Linked DNA regions of Homo sapiens: region 2 is linked to region 1. Evidence: chromatin loops called from intact Hi-C (ENCODE). Cell type or tissue: endothelial cell of umbilical vein. All regions are shown on one strand.

Region 1 (8,000 bases):
TGGTGTGTGTGGTGTGTGGTGTGTGTGTGGTGTGGTGTGTATGTCTGTGTGTGTGGTATGTGTGGTGTGTTGTTGGGGAGCAGTGCATAGCGAGTGTGTGTGATATGTGTGTATATGCATGTGTGTGCACGTGCACTCATGTGTTTGTATTGAATAACTACATATGTATTGGGGTCGGGAAGGTAGGCTCTTCAGTACAGGTAGGCTTTCAATATCTGAAAATTGTGTGCCTGTGCAAACCTATGACAGTGTATGGTGGGGAGCGGGAAGCAAGTCCTAGAGCATTTAGAGTTTGTGTTTCTATTCGATGACAGTTATCCGTTCACATCATAGCCCCCCCATCATTTTGGAGATTCTTGTCCCACACTAGCAATACTGTATCTGTAGTATTCCATTCATTCCCCTTTTGAAATACTGGGTCACATATGGTAAAAGTCCGTTAACTCAGAACCAAGTGTTGTTGGTCTTTAAATTTTATTTAGAATGTGTGTGTGTGTGTGTGTGTGTGTGTGTGTGTGTGAAGCAGTGGCTAGAGAGAGAAGGATTGTACAAGGATTTCCTTTCCATAGGAAAACGTTGGGTCCATCCTAGACCCAGACTTCAGCCAAGGAAATGCAATGTGAAGCCCAGGAGAGCTGAGGGCAGGAAAGCGGAGAAGATATGCCTGCTGGCGTCGCCCCCACCCACCCCCAGGCCCCCCACATCAGGGCAGGCTAAACATGCCGAGGCTTCTGTCTCCAGGGCTGGAGAGAGGCGCCCTCGTTAAAACTCAGATAAACAGTTTATCAGGAGATGAATGAGCCACCGGGCTCCAGAGACGTCTCCCCTTCCCCAGTGCGGAGCCAGATGGGGAGGGGGCTACAGGCGGAGCAGGAGCCAGACTGAGGAAGGGAAGGGGCTGTCGGGGCTGGAATAAGCTCGCTGAAGCTCCTTTCCTCCTTTGGTCTTAAACTTCGTCTCTATTTTGGGAAATGTATTTCACATGTATTTGCCCACGTTCCCACCCCAGACCACGTTTTAGAGTGATTTCCCACTCTCTCCCTCCTCTTTCTCTCCTAGTTTCCCTCTTTTGCCCAGCATGCCCATTTTAGTTACTTCTCACCAGAATCTAACCACCAATGGGACACACACACACACACAATTATAATGCCCTGTGAAGCTGAACTGGGTTCTTTCTACCCTCACTGTGAGTTCTGAACTGGCCAGGGCTCCCCAGCACCCAGGAGGCTACATGGAGTTCACCACCCTCTGACCTCAGTGCCACCTCTACTGTCACCTTCTGGCAGTCAAGAGAGATATGTGACAAGCCTCATGGCTGACTTGGTCTCCCTTTGCTAACTTAAGTCAAGCCCAAGAATGCCATTTTGGGGTCTCATTAAGAGAAAGCCCATCAGATTCTATATTTATGGGTCCCAAGAGATTGTCAGAAACAGAGGGTAGAGAATTTCAATGCCTGGGATGACACCAGCTGTAAAAGATGGCAGTTCTCATGCATTCTCCAAGGACGTCTCATGGTCCTTGAAAGGTAGAGTGTCTCACCCAAGGTCGCACAGCTGGTAGATTGCAAGTTTTCTGACCTCAAGCCCCATGCCCTTTAGGCGTCACCCACAGTTGCCTTAGGTCTATGTTTCCAGGGCCAAAGAAGCAAGAAGATTGTCAAGTTGTTCTTCGAATCATGATAGAAATAAGAGAAGATACATAAAAGCACCCTCAGGCTCCTCTTGCCTTTGACCTGGAGTTGCCCCAGCGACTGTTTAAAGGAGTGCTTCCATTTACCTTGCCCAGAGAATTTTGCAGGGACAGAAACCTGGGATGGGGCTACCCAGGGACAGGCCTCCATTTATGTTGTTCATTAACTCTTCCTATGTAGCCTCCTGAGGCCTAAGTCCCCAACCAAGCCCCACTACAGTCCAAGCACCGCCCACAGCGAGAGTCAAGCTGATAGCCGTACTTCCATTGGCCCATCTTCCGCCCACAGCTTCCTTTGCAAGAAATACAACCCTCTTTGTCCAGTTTTGTCAAGCTCCCTCTTCAACAGAACCACAGAAGCATCAAAATGGGTTGACTACAGAATCTCCTAAGAAACTACAGTCCTCCCTCCCTCAAACTCCTGAAGCCTGGCAGCCCTCAAGTTGCACAGATGGAGTGGACAGAAAGCAAGTCCAAAGGTGTTGGAGTTGATTTCAGCAGCATCCTCACCCCTTCAACCCTCTTCTGCTCAAACCTGAGATGGTTGGCCAGTTGAGGGCAGTGGGGTTCTCTGAAGAAGTAACGTGTTGTAAAACCATTGCCCGATATAGGCTCTGCCCCAGGCACCTTACTAGGCTAGGCATTCCTTACCTCTTTTACGTGGCATGATTCTGAGAGGTGTGTATCATCCCCATCTTACAGATGAGAGAATGGAAACGGGGTGGTTAAGATGACTGTTTTAAAAAGGTAACACAGCCGGTGAGGGGCACAGCCAGAATTCCAACTTAAATCCACCTGGTCCAAAAGTCGTGGTGCTTCCCTGTCTGGGACATTTCCTCTTCCACCTCTCATATCCCCAGATTTTCTGGCTGTCCCTCATACAAGTGTGGTTCCCTTCTTCATGTAGATGTATATCCTATCTCTCAAATCTCTTCCTCTCCATACTCAGATAAATACATCCTTCTTCATGAAGCTCAGCTAAAATTCAGCTCTACCATTAAGGTCTTAGTACTTCCTAGTCTCTGATACCAACATCCCCAGGTTCACTCAGTACCTAAGCGCATGGGCTACTCCAGTGTGGCACAGAGTTAGGAGTTGCAAGCTTCCCAAATGTGGCATTTCAGAACTTCACATTGAAGAGGGGTAGATATGGTTTGAAAACAGTATAGCTAACATAATTGCTTGGGCTTCTTTTTGGTTATAATAATGTATTTTAAAAACTTTAAACAACATTCAAAGAAGAGCATGATATTGTTATATCTATCAAAAGGGGACATGGATTTTAAAAAGAAAAGGTTATAAAAAACTAGTCCACACTGTTATGGGAATTTATAAATTTTTCTGATGTCCTTTTACTATTTCTTCTTGTGGTTGTCATATCTCCCCTAACTGTACTACAAAAGTCTTGCAGGATGGAGACTGACTATGAATTTTTTCTTCTTTGTATTTTTCCTGATGGTCTTCACCCAGTAGATACTCCATAAACAGGTCACCCAATCTGTTCTCAAGCATGATTTGTTTCTGGTTCCTGAGGGACCTTTTTTGCTGTTCAGTCAAATCTGCTCAGCCCAACTAAATAAAGGATCTGGGTTGGTTTTCAAGCAAAAATAGGTGATTTGAAGGAGAGAAGAGGGGGATTAAAAGAACAGAAACCAGCATGATATAATGTCATTAATTGGAACCTACCATCTCAGGAGGGCTGAGCTAGAGTTTAGCCCTTGAACTCCACTAAATAATTTTCTTAGTTAATTCACATCAGTGACAAAATTGCTCTGGAACATGTAATCTTCATAAGGAAACAAACTAGTGCTGAATCCCCATAAAGCACATAAAAAAGAAAGAGGTATGCTTAGGAGCCTACTATGTGCTAGGTTCTTTTTTTGGAGGGGGAGGAGTTGGGGAGGTGGGAACAGAGTCTCACTCTGTTATTCAGGCTGGAGTACAGTGGTGCAATCTCAACTCACTGCAACCTTTGCCTCCCAGGTTCAAGTGATTCTCGTGCCTCGGCCTCCCAAGTACTTGGGATTACAGGAGCCTGCCACCACGCCCAGCTAATTTTTTTTTTTTTTTTTTTTTTTTGTATTTTTAGTAGAGACAGGGTTTCAGCATGTTGGGCAGGCTGGTTTCCAACTCCTGACCTCAAGTGATCCGCCTGCCTCAGCCTCCCAAAGTGCTGGTATTACAGGCATGAGCCACCGTGCCCGGCCTGTACCAGGTTCTAATCACACATTATTTCAAAGTCAGCCCAATTCAAACAACCAATGGGTTGTTGTTAACTCCAGTATCCATCAAAGCAAGATCTCCTTTTGAGCAGTCCCTTGATAGTCTAATTCTAGTTGTCTAGACTTTAAAATTGAGGGAAACGCTTTCAGCGGAAACTGCCCACCCCTTTTAATAGAGGTTTTGCAGAAAGACTGTAGTATGCAACAAAGTGTTTTCTTCCTTAGACAGATGATAAACTTTGGGAGTTGGGGTGGGGCAGGTTGAAAGGAAAAACCAGATCTTTGGGGAAAGAAAGTTAAGCGATTTAGGTTGTCACAATGGGACCTCTTAACTCCCACTCCATGGAAGACTGGCAAATACTTGAGTCATCCACTCCAAGTCTCTCTTCTCCAGCTTTTTCCAGATTCCAATCACATTCACCACAAAGAAAACTGAGTTTGCATTTTAAAGCTGAGATTGAGTTCCTCGTCCAAGGGGAAATTAACCGGAGGTGTCCCTTCAGTACCCATCTCCCATCAAAGAGAAACTGCTTCTGAACAAGAGAAAGCATCGTGGAGGTTTATTTAAAATCACAGAAAGGTAGGGCTGGAAGAGAAATCTATTAATAGTTACGTCACTAATGCGAAAAGTGAGAAAAATGACTTGTCCGAGTTATATCAGGGTGGACCCCGGGCAAGACTCAGGTGCCTCTGCTGTCAGCTCACCTTTCAAGTTTCTGGTCCCCACTCGCACCCACTGAGACCAGAGACCGATTTACCTGAGGCAGAAGGTGCTGCACGCATTCTTGTGAAATTTGAGGGGACCGAGAAGGAATCTCAGGAAGTTTGTTTACACTGGGGGCCTGGAGACCTTCGGGAAAATAGCCAGAACCAAAACGGACCAGTCAGCAGACGCAGACACACACAAAGTGACAGGGACACAGAAGCAGAAGCTGAACTGGGCAGAGCGGGCAGCGGCCGACCCACCTCGCACGGCCGCCCCCGCCAGCGCCAGGTGCAGGGCTCATAGCGGGCCAGCAGAGGGCGCGCCGCCCCCAGGGAGCCGAGCGGCGGCCGCGCGGAGCCGGGCGGGCTAGGGGAGCCGCAGGCGAGCCAGTCGCGCCCCTGAGGCTAGGCCACTCAGGGTGCAGGACCCGGCCAAGGAGGAGGAGGATGGTGAGGAGCGGAACCCCCTCGTGGGCCCGAGGGGCAGACAGACAGGAGTGCTTCCTAAGAATTACATCACGCTGCGCAACGCTGCGGCTCTCGGACTCCCTGGTGCAAAGGGGGGTGGGGTAGGGGCTGTGTGTGTGTGTGTGTGTGTGTGTGTATATATGTGTGTTGGGGGGAGGGGACTTAGAGCAAGAGCCCGGGAGAGAAGAAGACGCGCTCGGGGAAAACGCTCCATGCACATGGAGAAATTTCTTGCTCCGAACTGCATGCACCGAGAAACGAGCCCCCAGCACTTCCCCGCTGCTCCCCTCCCAGTGCAAAGCACCCAGCTAGTGAGAAACCCTCCAGCCCCACCTCAAGCACCGCCCCCCCTCCCCAAACACCGGCTCTGCACCCTCCAGCCCGGCTCCAGCGCCGCCGCGAGCTTTCCCCAGGACTGGCCCTGGCGGGGCGCCTAGAGCCCCAGTTGCATTGCTCCAGGAGAAAGGAGGGGGGCGGTGCATTTTGCAGGAGGAGGAGAAGGGGGGTGGGTGGTGGGGGAGAGAGAAAATTGCGCGGAGACCTGCCAAGCGCCACCGCCGCCGCCACCGCCGCTGCCGCCGCCGCCGCCGCCGCCTGTGAGCTCCGGCGGGCAGCCGGACTGTCGGCTTCCCGGGGCATCTGGGTCCGGCGGGGCACAGCCCTGGGCGCTGCCGAAGCCGCCGCCGCCGCCTCCGCGGCGAGTACAGGCGGCTTCCCCCGGAGCCTGTGCAGCTCCAGCTCCTCGGGGGTGGAGAAGTGGGGGGTGGGGTTGTTGTTTGGGGGGAAGAAGGGGGAGGGGGCAACGCCGAGAGAGTCAGTGGTTTCCATGGTGATGGAGCTGAAAGTGCAGGAAATTTAAAGGCTTGGACCCTGCGAGACAGACAAACCGGTGCCAACGTGCGCGGACGCCGCCGCCGCCGCCGCCGCTGGAGTCCGCCGGGCAGAGCCGGCCGCGGAGCCCGGAGCAGGCGGAGGGAAGTGCCCCTAGAACCAGCTCAGCCAGCGGCGCTTGCACAGAGCGGCCGGACGAAGAGCAGCGAGAGGAGGAGGGGAGAGCGGCTCGTCCACGCGCCCTGCGCCGCCGCCGGCCCGGGAAGGCAGCGAGGAGCCGGCGCCTCCCGCGCCCCGCGGTCGCCCTGGAGTAATTTCGGATGCCCAGCCGCGGCCGCCTTCCCCAGTAGACCCGGGAGAGGAGTTGCGGCCAACTTGTGTGCCTTTCTTCCGCCCCGGTGGGAGCCGGCGCTGCGCGAAGGGCTCTCCCGGCGGCTCATGCTGCCGGCCCTGCGCCTGCCCAGCCTCGGGTGAGCCGCCTCCGGAGAGACGGGGGAGCGCGGCGGCGCCGCGGGCTCGGCGTGCTCTCCTCCGGGGACGCGGGACGAAGCAGCAGCCCCGGGCGCGCGCCAGAGGCATGGAGCGCTGCCCCAGCCTAGGGGTCACCCTCTACGCCCTGGTGGTGGTCCTGGGGCTGCGGGCGACACCGGCCGGCGGCCAGCACTATCTCCACATCCGCCCGGCACCCAGCGACAACCTGCCCCTGGTGGACCTCATCGAACACCCAGACCCTATCTTTGACCCCAAGGAAAAGGATCTGAACGAGACGCTGCTGCGCTCGCTGCTCGGGGGCCACTACGACCCAGGCTTCATGGCCACCTCGCCCCCCGAGGACCGGCCCGGCGGGGGCGGGGGTGCAGCTGGGGGCGCGGAGGACCTGGCGGAGCTGGACCAGCTGCTGCGGCAGCGGCCGTCGGGGGCCATGCCGAGCGAGATCAAAGGGCTAGAGTTCTCCGAGGGCTTGGCCCAGGGCAAGAAGCAGCGCCTAAGCAAGAAGCTGCGGAGGAAGTTACAGATGTGGCTGTGGTCGCAGACATTCTGCCCCGTGCTGTACGCGTGGAACGACCTGGGCAGCCGCTTTTGGCCGCGCTACGTGAAGGTGGGCAGCTGCTTCAGTAAGCGCTCGTGCTCCGTGCCCGAGGGCATGGTGTGCAAGCCGTCCAAGTCCGTGCACCTCACGGTGCTGCGGTGGCGCTGTCAGCGGCGCGGGGGCCAGCGCTGCGGCTGGATTCCCATCCAGTACCCCATCATTTCCGAGTGCAAGTGCTCGTGCTAGAACTCGGGGGCCCCCTGCCCGCACCCGGACACTTGATCGATCCCCACCGACGCCCCCTGCACCGCCTCCAACCAGTTCCACCACCCTCTAGCGAGGGTTTTCAATGAACTTTTTTTTTTTTTTTTTTTTTTTTTTCTGGGCTACAGAGACCTAGCTTTCTGGTTCCTGTAATGCACTGTTTAACTGTGTAGGAATGTATATGTGTGTGTATATACGGTCCCAGTTTTAATTTACTTATTAAAAGGTCAGTATTATACGTTAAAAGTTACCGGCTTCTACTGTATTTTTAAAAAAAAGTAAGCAAAAGAAAAAAAAAAGAACAGAGAAAAGAGAGACTTATTCTGGTTGTTGCTAATAATGTTAACCTGCTATTTATATTCCAGTGCCCTTCGCATGGCGAAGCAGGGGGGAAAAGTTATTTTTTTCTTGAAGTACAAAGAGACGGGGGAACTTTTGTAGAGGACTTTTTAAAAGCTATTTTCCATTCTTCGGAAAGTGTTTTGGTTTTCCTTGGACCTCGAAGAAGCTATAGAGTTCAATGTTATTTTACAGTTATTGTAAATATAGAGAACAAATGGAATGACTAATCATTGTAAATTAAGAGTATCTGCTATTTATTCTTTATAATATCCCGTGTAGTAAATGAGAAAGAAGTGCAGAGCAGGATTAAAGAAAACCACTAAAACCGACTGCGCTCCACACTGATTTTCTGTGTTGGTGATTGATGGGGGTGGGAGGGCGTGGGAGGGGGCGGGTAGGGGATGCTGCTGTGCCTCCTACCCCGTTGGGGAAGGGGCTCATCCCCTCGG
Region 2 (8,000 bases), 190 kb after region 1:
ACACACACACACACACCAAGTCAGACAGGACATCAATTGAGAGAAGATGCCCTTACAAACTTGCTTTTTTCAGGAATTTTCGCCTTGCCCCAAAGGCTACCTAGGAAGTACTATAATGGGCTAAAGGACAGAGAGGAGCACCCAAGAAAGGTCCTTGTTCCAACAAGATCACATGGGAAGAATTTCAGCAAAACAAAGCAGCAGCAAAGGACCTATGGCTTTTCGACCTCAACAAGGTTCTGCCAACTCCCCAAAGCAAGCTAAGAATGACTGAAGATACATCATGTGGCTGAAATTTCAAGTCACTACTATTTCTTCCAAAAACATAAAAGTATAAGAAATGGTTTGCCACCTAAGATTGGTTTCCCAAACAAATGCCAAATCATCCTGTAGGAGAGCCTAACCCCGCCATGTGTGGTCTTCCCTTATATGGCCCCTCCAATTCCAGGAACGCCATTCACCTTCTCCATTCCAGCACTGCCCTGCTCACTCGGTTGGGACCTCACCCACTCCATGGCATTAAATACCATCTATAAGCCAATGATTCACAATCTACAAGACCAGCCCAGCCTATCAGCTGCATGCCAGACCCTACCTGACACCTGCCCCTGGACATCTCACTAGGACCTCAATGTCAATTGAACACATGACCTGCTCTGCCCCAAACCCACTCCCTTCCACCATCCACTCTTCTGTTCAAACTCAAAACCTGGAAGTCTTCTGTGCTTCCTCTTTCTCCCTTGTTCCCACATCCTATCAATTCTGTCACCTAAATGTTTGTAGAATCCACCCACCTTCTCTGCCCTGACCCCTCCCACCCTACTCCAGGCCACATTCATCTCTCCCCGCCACCTACTACAGAGGTTCCTAGTTAATCTCCCATGCTGCCTTGGCTTCTCTCTAACCCTCTCCGCTCCATACTGCAGATAGGTACAAGAGGCATTTTTTAGATGTAAATCTCATTACCTTCTTCTCCTTGTTTAAAATACTTCTGCTGAATCCTATTACCCTTGTAATGAATCCTCAAAGCCTTACTGTGGCTATCAATCAAGGCTATGGATGGCCTACCCCACCCCTGCCCCATCTCTGCAAGCTCACCTCAACTCACTCTCCCTTCCCTGTTGTTCTCTCCACTCCAACCCTGCAGGGCTTTTCTCTGTTTTCTCAAACCTTCCACATGTTCAATTTCAGGGTCTAGCACAAGCTTGGAACACTCCACCTCCTCTCTGCCTAGCTACCTGCTGTTCATTCCAGACAGCAATCCTCTGGAGGCCTTCCCTGATCTCTGGGCCAAAATAGGGTCCCCTCACCCCTATATAAACTCCATAGCACTCTGAGCACACTGGCCTTCTCCTTCTCCTTCCCAACACTCAGCAGAACAGTAATTATTTTTCCCCGTTAGGCTGCATCCTCCATGGAGATGGACCCACCAATATCCCCACACCTAGTACTGTGTCCATGAATATAGCAAGTGGTTCCTAAATATTTGGAGACTGAGTGGTAACTGTGAGAATCACTCCCAAGCAGCCTGAGTCCCCACCCCCACAAAGAGATCTGAGTCTTCCTCTCCATCCACTTTCTGAAGAAAACTCAACAGTATGCATTTTGGTCTTGGAGAACGTGGTGTCTCGTGACACCACTGGGAATACTGACAAAAATGTGGCTGTAGTGGGTTCACCCAGCTCTCAGGAAGGAATAAGTGTCAGGTCATGCTGCATCATCCACAGGAAGAGCATGAGCTGGTGCTGACAGCGTGGGGTGTCCCAAGCCTTTGGTCTTGGGTTTCTCTTCCTAGAGTATTTATATCCATCCGGAGAAGCCGGCTGGCATCATTAATTGTGAGCGTGTGTCCACTCAAAGCAGCCATATACCAAATATATCGAGTATCAAGCCTAATATGGATATCCTTGTTGATTTATATATTGTTAATAAGCAACAAGAAGTGAATGCCTAAGGTGGGATGCCAAATGTTTGTCTTCCTTTGTCTTCTCAAACGTGCAAGGTTGTTGGTTTGGTGTACTGTTCGTTTTTCATGGAAGAATGACTTTTTAAAAGAGAAAGAGGGAGTTATGAGGCCCACAGTCATTTGATGAACTGAATAAGGACAAACATCCAGGTCACAAGTGGCAGCAAAGAATGCAAATTCTGTGTCCAGTGTCTCAAAATAAGAACCACTAACACTTAGTGGAGATTTGTGCCAAGCACCATTCAAAACAAATACACTAATTCATTTCATCCTCATGATACCTCTGAGAGGTAGGGGCTACTATTACCCCCATTTTGCAAATGAGGAAACCAAGACCCAGAGAGGCTTAAGTGACAGTCCAGTTTAGCAAGCAGTAGAGTTGGAATTTTCACCCAGGAACTCAAACTCCACAGTTCAGAAGTAGTCGGGCCCCATGGAGATCCATCCAGTCCAAAGCAAAGACAAACCCAAAGGCCCACTTCCAGAGGACTCAGACTACTGCCCTAATTTGGTCTTTTCTCTCTTGAGGGCCACAGAGAAACCATAGCCACAGTGCTGACCTCAAGGAGTTTACATTTTTGCAAGGAGATCAAACAAGAGCACAATGTATTTACAGTAACATAAATTAGTAAGTGTGAAATGCCATGCAAGGGATTTAGACGCTGCCCAAGGAGAGAGAGGTCTGAAGCATCGACTGATGGGTCTGTCTTCCTGCTCTGCCGTTGCCAGGTTCTGTAACTGTGGGCAAGTCGGTTGCCCCCGCTAAGGATAAACTTTCCAATCTGTAAAATGGGATGATGATGATGATGATGATGACGATGATGACGTCATTTCTAGTTCCTATCTCACAGGGCTGATGTAAGGATTAAATGAGAGAAAGCATGCAAAGCATTTAGGACAGGGATATGATATGTTCAGTATGCACCGGCCCTTATTTCTAGCAGAGGAGTTCGGGATATCATATATTCACTCACAAACATATATTAAGCACCTCCTAACAATGCACTAGGAACTGTGCCAGGTGCTAGGGCTACAAAGAAGAATGAGACAGTAGCCAGGCTTTCAAAAAGCTCATCCTCCAGAGAAAGGGACAGTGGGGGAGGCAGGCTGCCAGGACAGTAGGAGTCTTGAGTCCTTGCAAAAAGAATCGGAGAGGGTGCCTTGGAGGAGGGTGACGGGAATGCAGGAATGGGGTGAGGGTGTTTCCCACATGTACAAAGCAACGGCAAGCAGGCAGCTTCAGGGCTTCCTATCTGCCAAGTGGGTAGGATTGGGGATGGGCCTTGATGACCACACACAGTTGATTCCAGGGACACTCAGTTCGAGATTCCAGGCAGGTAGCTCTGATGTTGTGAAGTCTGCCTCCAAGTCCTGAAGTTCTCTTTACCTCCAGACTCAGCTTGAGACAAGAGAATAAGTACTGAACATTGAAGTAGAAATCCAAGTGGGTTTTTCTTTTCTTTTTTTGTGCCCTGTTATTTGCCTGTTAGCTAGACTGAGGATAAAACTGAATTTATGTCTCACCAAGGAGGCACAGGAAAGTGAAGAGAGAGAGAGATTATACAGGGTTTTTTTTTTTTTCCTTCAAAGTGTCTCCTCTGCAGACGCCTGGTGCAGCTCTGTCTCCGGGGAGCGGTTCACCCTCCAGAAAATATGACACTTTATTTCCTGCCCTTGTTTGCTAACACACCCCATTACCATCCATCTCAGTTTCATGTAACTGCCAACCGGCATTAACGCCCTCCTCCTCGCCGAGGCAGAAAATAGAAAAGGAAGAATTCAGCAGATTTTCCCCGGTGGCCCCCTCGGCGGCACCAAGATAACCAGCGCAGAAACCACAATTGGATCCTTATTCCTCCAGCCCAGGAATGCGAAGGACGGGACGGTTTAACCGCCTTCTGCATTTTCCTGCAAAGAGAGCCGGCTTGTTATTTCGGTTGTCTGGGCTCCCTTCTTTACTACGGAGAAAGATACATTAATTAATTTTTTTTTTTAATGTTAGGCAGGAAATGTTGCAAACTGTCAAGAGCTGTCAGCGGGCGCCTGCCCCAATCAGGTAAGCGGCGCGCGGGCGCCTGCGGCGGAGACACACTGACCCCTAGTGGCCGACCGGGCCCTCGCAGCCCCCGCGCCCGCCCTCGCTCCGGGCGGCCAGAGTCGCAGTCAAGTCGCTCTTTGCACAGAGCAGCTCTGTGTGGACTGGCGGGGGTGTGGCCGGTGCTGTGTCTCCACCGCCCGCCCCAACGCAAGCACGCGCGCACATACACCCCATGTCCATTTGCTCTTCCAAACCAGAGAAGCAATTTCTGCTCTCCTTGTCCAATTCCAGAGAACACAGATGCCTGAGAACCTTAAGCAGTGTGCCTCTGTGCTGTTGCTCAGGCATGTGCCTCTGCTCTTGAGGAGTGACGGGAAAGACAGACAGGGTCCCAGTGTGACACAGGGCTGAGAGGAAGGAAGGGGGTGGCGTTTGTGGAGACTCCCAGTACCAGACACTGTGCACACGGTTATCCCTTGGAGCCTGATGATAGCCCCAGATTTGGAAACTGAGGCCCCAGCTGTCACATGGCTTGTCCAGGTCACAAAGCTGATGTTTTTATTCATTTGTGTTGATTTTAATAAACAAATGTTTACATAGCTCTTGTCTGCCAGGCTTTCTTCTAGTGCTTTACCTATATTAAAATTACCTGTGTGGAATCCTCATCACAACCCTGTAAGTACTACTATTGCCTCCATTTCCCAGATGAGAAAACCGAGGCACACAGAGAGGTTAAGTAACTAGTGAGCGTGAGTCTAGTGTTTAATCTAGGCAGCCTGGCTTCAGAGTGCTCTCAGCCACTGCACTGGGCTGTGTGTGTATGTGTGTGTGTGTACCCCATGGATACTAGTTAAAAGGAGACCAGGATTCTAGTCTGCACATCACGGGCTCAAAAACCCAAGCTGTTCTGCGTGTACCTCCTTTGTTCCCTAAGGATGAAGTGCTACAGCAATGCAGGACAGGCGGCAGTAATTCTGGCTGTCGCAAAAGGAAGGCAACTTGTGGAAGAGGTGTCTGATGAACTCCTTGAAGACATAGACCGTGTCATCACCTTCAGAGCCTCATTCGCGCCTGGCGCACAGTGGGTGCTTAATAAAAGCTGAACTGGACTGGACCTTGAGGGAAGGTCCAAGGAAGGTGTGAAGGCAGGAGGGAGGCTAAGCAAGTTGCAAGAACCACAACACTGCCGTAGAGAAACACAGGTCCCCTAGCACTCCGTGAAAACACATTTTCAGACACACCCACACTGCATATTCTCTTTTTGGCCAGGACGAGGGGATGAGCTAACTGCAACTGAGCAGCTCCTACTCCACAGTGATGCGATTAATGCCACCTAAAATGTGTGTCCCCACTTTAGTTTTTCTTATTTGCATTTCACAGTAGCCCCATGAAGTAGGTATAACCAGCCTCTATTTTAACATGAGAAGATGGAGGCCTTTTCCAAATGGACTAAGTAATGTGTCTCAGGTTTTCCTAATAAGCAAAGACCTGCAACCCTGGCTTCCTGACTCCAAAGCTTATCCCTTCTCATGCTGTTGCTGTCAGCCAGGACCCCATGCGCAGAAAGCCCAGCCTCTCCATCCCCCACCCAAGCAGCTCTGGCCTTCTCTCAAGCAGCCCCTTGAACTGGCCAGGCTTGTTCCTGCCTAAGACCTTTCCCTGAGCCATTCCCTCAGCCTGAAATGCCCTTCCTGTACGTGGGTCTTCACACAGTCGGCTCCTTCCTGTCATTCCGGTGTCAGCTCAAATGTCACCTCCTCCAAAAAGCCTTCCTTGTCCACCCAACCTAAAATAGCCTTCCAGTCACTCTGTTGCATCACGGTTTTATATATTTCCCAGCAGGTATTAATCTCCGGTAATTTCTTATTCAGTTACTATTGTTAGACTCATCTCATGTATAATAAGGGGTATCAATTACAGAGTGCAAACCGATAATGTCCTAAGCAAAGTTCCAAAAGCTTTACTCACAGTGAGCCATGAAATTTTCACAACCACCCTTTACTGTGGATGCTGTCCTTAACCCTCATTTTACAGAAGAGGGAACTGAGGCAGGAAAGGTTCAGTAACCTGTCCAAGATTTCACCCTGAGTAAGCTGTGCTCTAGTCACTACAAAAACATCAGCAGAATTTGTAAATGGATAAAGGACTTAAATAGACATTTCTCCAAAGAAAATATGCAAATGGCCAATGAGCACATGAAAAGATGCTGACATTATTAGTTGTTAGGGGAATGCAAATCAAAACCACAGTAAGCTACCACTTCACACCCATATGGCTTAATTTTTAATTTAAAAAAAGGGGGTGGCAGGGGGAAATAAGTTGTTGACAAGGGCATAGAGAAATTGTAACACTTGTACCTTGCTAATGGGAATGTAAAATGGGGCAGCCACTGTGGAAAATAGTTTGTTGTTTCCTCAAAAGTTAAACAGAGAATTACCATTCGATCCAGCAATTCTACTCCAAGGTATATACCCTAAGGAATTGCAAACAGGTTCTCAAACAAAAACCTGTACAAGAATGTTCATAGCAGCATGGCTCACAATAGCTAAAAGGTGGAAGCAACCCAAATGTCTATCAACTGAAGAGTGGATAAATAAAATGTGGTATAACCATACAATGGAATATTATTCAGTCCTAGAAAGGAATGAAGTGCTGATACATGCTACAACATTGCTGACCTTAAGAACATGTGCTGAGTAAAAGAAGTCAGATACAAAAGGCCACATATTGTATGATTCAACTTATGTGAAATACCCCAAATAGGCAAATGCATAAGGATAGAAAGTAGATTGGTGGTTGCCAGGGGCTGGAAGGAGGGAGAAATGGGGAGTGACTGCCTAATGAGTAAGGGGTTTCATTTAGGGGTAGCAAAATGTTCTGGGATAGGCAAGGCGCAGTGACTCACGCCTATAATCCCCGCACTTTGGGAGGCCGAGGCGGGTGGATCACCTGAGCTCAGGAGTTCAGGACCAGCCTGGCCAACACGGTGAAACACCGTCTCTACTACAAATACAAAAATTAGCTGGGCACGGTGGCATGCGCCCATAGTCCCAGCTACTCTACTCAGGAGACTGAGGCAGAGAATTGCTTAAACCCAGGAGGCGAAGGTTGCAGTGAGCTGAGATCATGCCACTGCACTTCAGCCTGAGAGACAGAGCAAGACTCTGTCTCAAAAAACAAAAAAAAAAAAACAAAAAAAAAGTTCTGGGATAAATGGTGGTGATGGTTGTGCAACATTGCAAATGTACTAAACACCACTGAATCGTATACTTTAAAATGGTTAAAATGGTTAATTTTATGTTATATGAATTTTACAACCTTTTTTTTTAAATCAGCCTTGTCTGTCTGGTTCATCACTGCACTCCTAGAGCCTAGAGCAGTACAAGGTACACAGTAGGTCTCAGAATATATTTTTTATTTTTTAGAGAAATGAGTAAAGGGGAAGAGAACCCAGGTCTCCCAGGTCTCAGTCTCAGGTTCCTTTTGTTTTTAATTTTTATTTTTAAGTTCTGGGGTACATGTGCAGGATGTACAGGTTTGTTACATAGGTAAACGTGTGCCATGGTGGTTTGATGCACCTATCAACCCATCACCTGGGTATTAAGCCCAGCATGCTTTAGCTATTTTTCTTAATGCTCTTCCTCCCCCATCCCACCCCCTGACAGGCCCCAGTGTGTGTTGCTCCCTTCCCTGTGTCCATGCGTTCTCATTGTTCAGCTCCCACTTGTAAGTGAGAATATGTGGTGTTTGGTTTTCTGCTCCTGCATTAGTTTGCTAAGGATAATAGCTTCCAGCTCCATCCATGTTCCTGCAAAGGACATGATCTTGTTCCTTTTTATGGCTGCATAGTATTTCATGGTGTATATGTAGCACATTTTCTTTATCAAGTCTATCATTGATGGGCATTTTGGTTGATTCCACGTCTTTGCTATTGCGAATAGCGCTGCAATGAACATACGAGTCCATGTATCTTTATGATAGAATTATTTATATTTT

What was found. Hi-C counts contacts between places; a loop is a spot of excess contacts. Peaks named below come from ENCODE experiments on the same cell type or tissue, not always from the same donor. Only the 100,000 strongest peaks of a DNase experiment are listed, where the experiment ranks them.
Region 2: a loop joins it to region 1, with 13 times the contacts of the local background. A loop is called at or near these places in 78 of 110 quality-filtered maps.

What each region holds. Positions count from the first base shown.
Region 1 is chr17:56,587,732-56,595,731 of GRCh38, forward strand. It overlaps NOG (noggin), which reads left to right and starts at 5,968. Exons shown (of 1, transcript NM_005450.6): 1 at 5,968-7,880. The coding sequence starts at 6,493. The coding sequence ends at 7,191. RefSeq lists a silencer at 4,821-5,030. In endothelial cell of umbilical vein, a CTCF peak has its summit at 4,916 (motif pointing right); DNase peaks (open chromatin) are centred at 5,030 and 6,060; H3K4me3 peaks cover 2,038 bases; H3K27ac peaks cover 795 bases; H3K27me3 peaks cover 3,062 bases.
Region 2 is chr17:56,776,330-56,784,329 of GRCh38, forward strand. No RefSeq gene overlaps it. Among named protein-coding and RNA genes, the nearest start is that of C17orf67, 54 kb to the right of the region's middle. RefSeq lists a silencer at 3,972-4,211. In endothelial cell of umbilical vein, a CTCF peak has its summit at 4,084 (motif pointing left); a DNase peak (open chromatin) is centred at 4,072; H3K27me3 peaks cover 544 bases.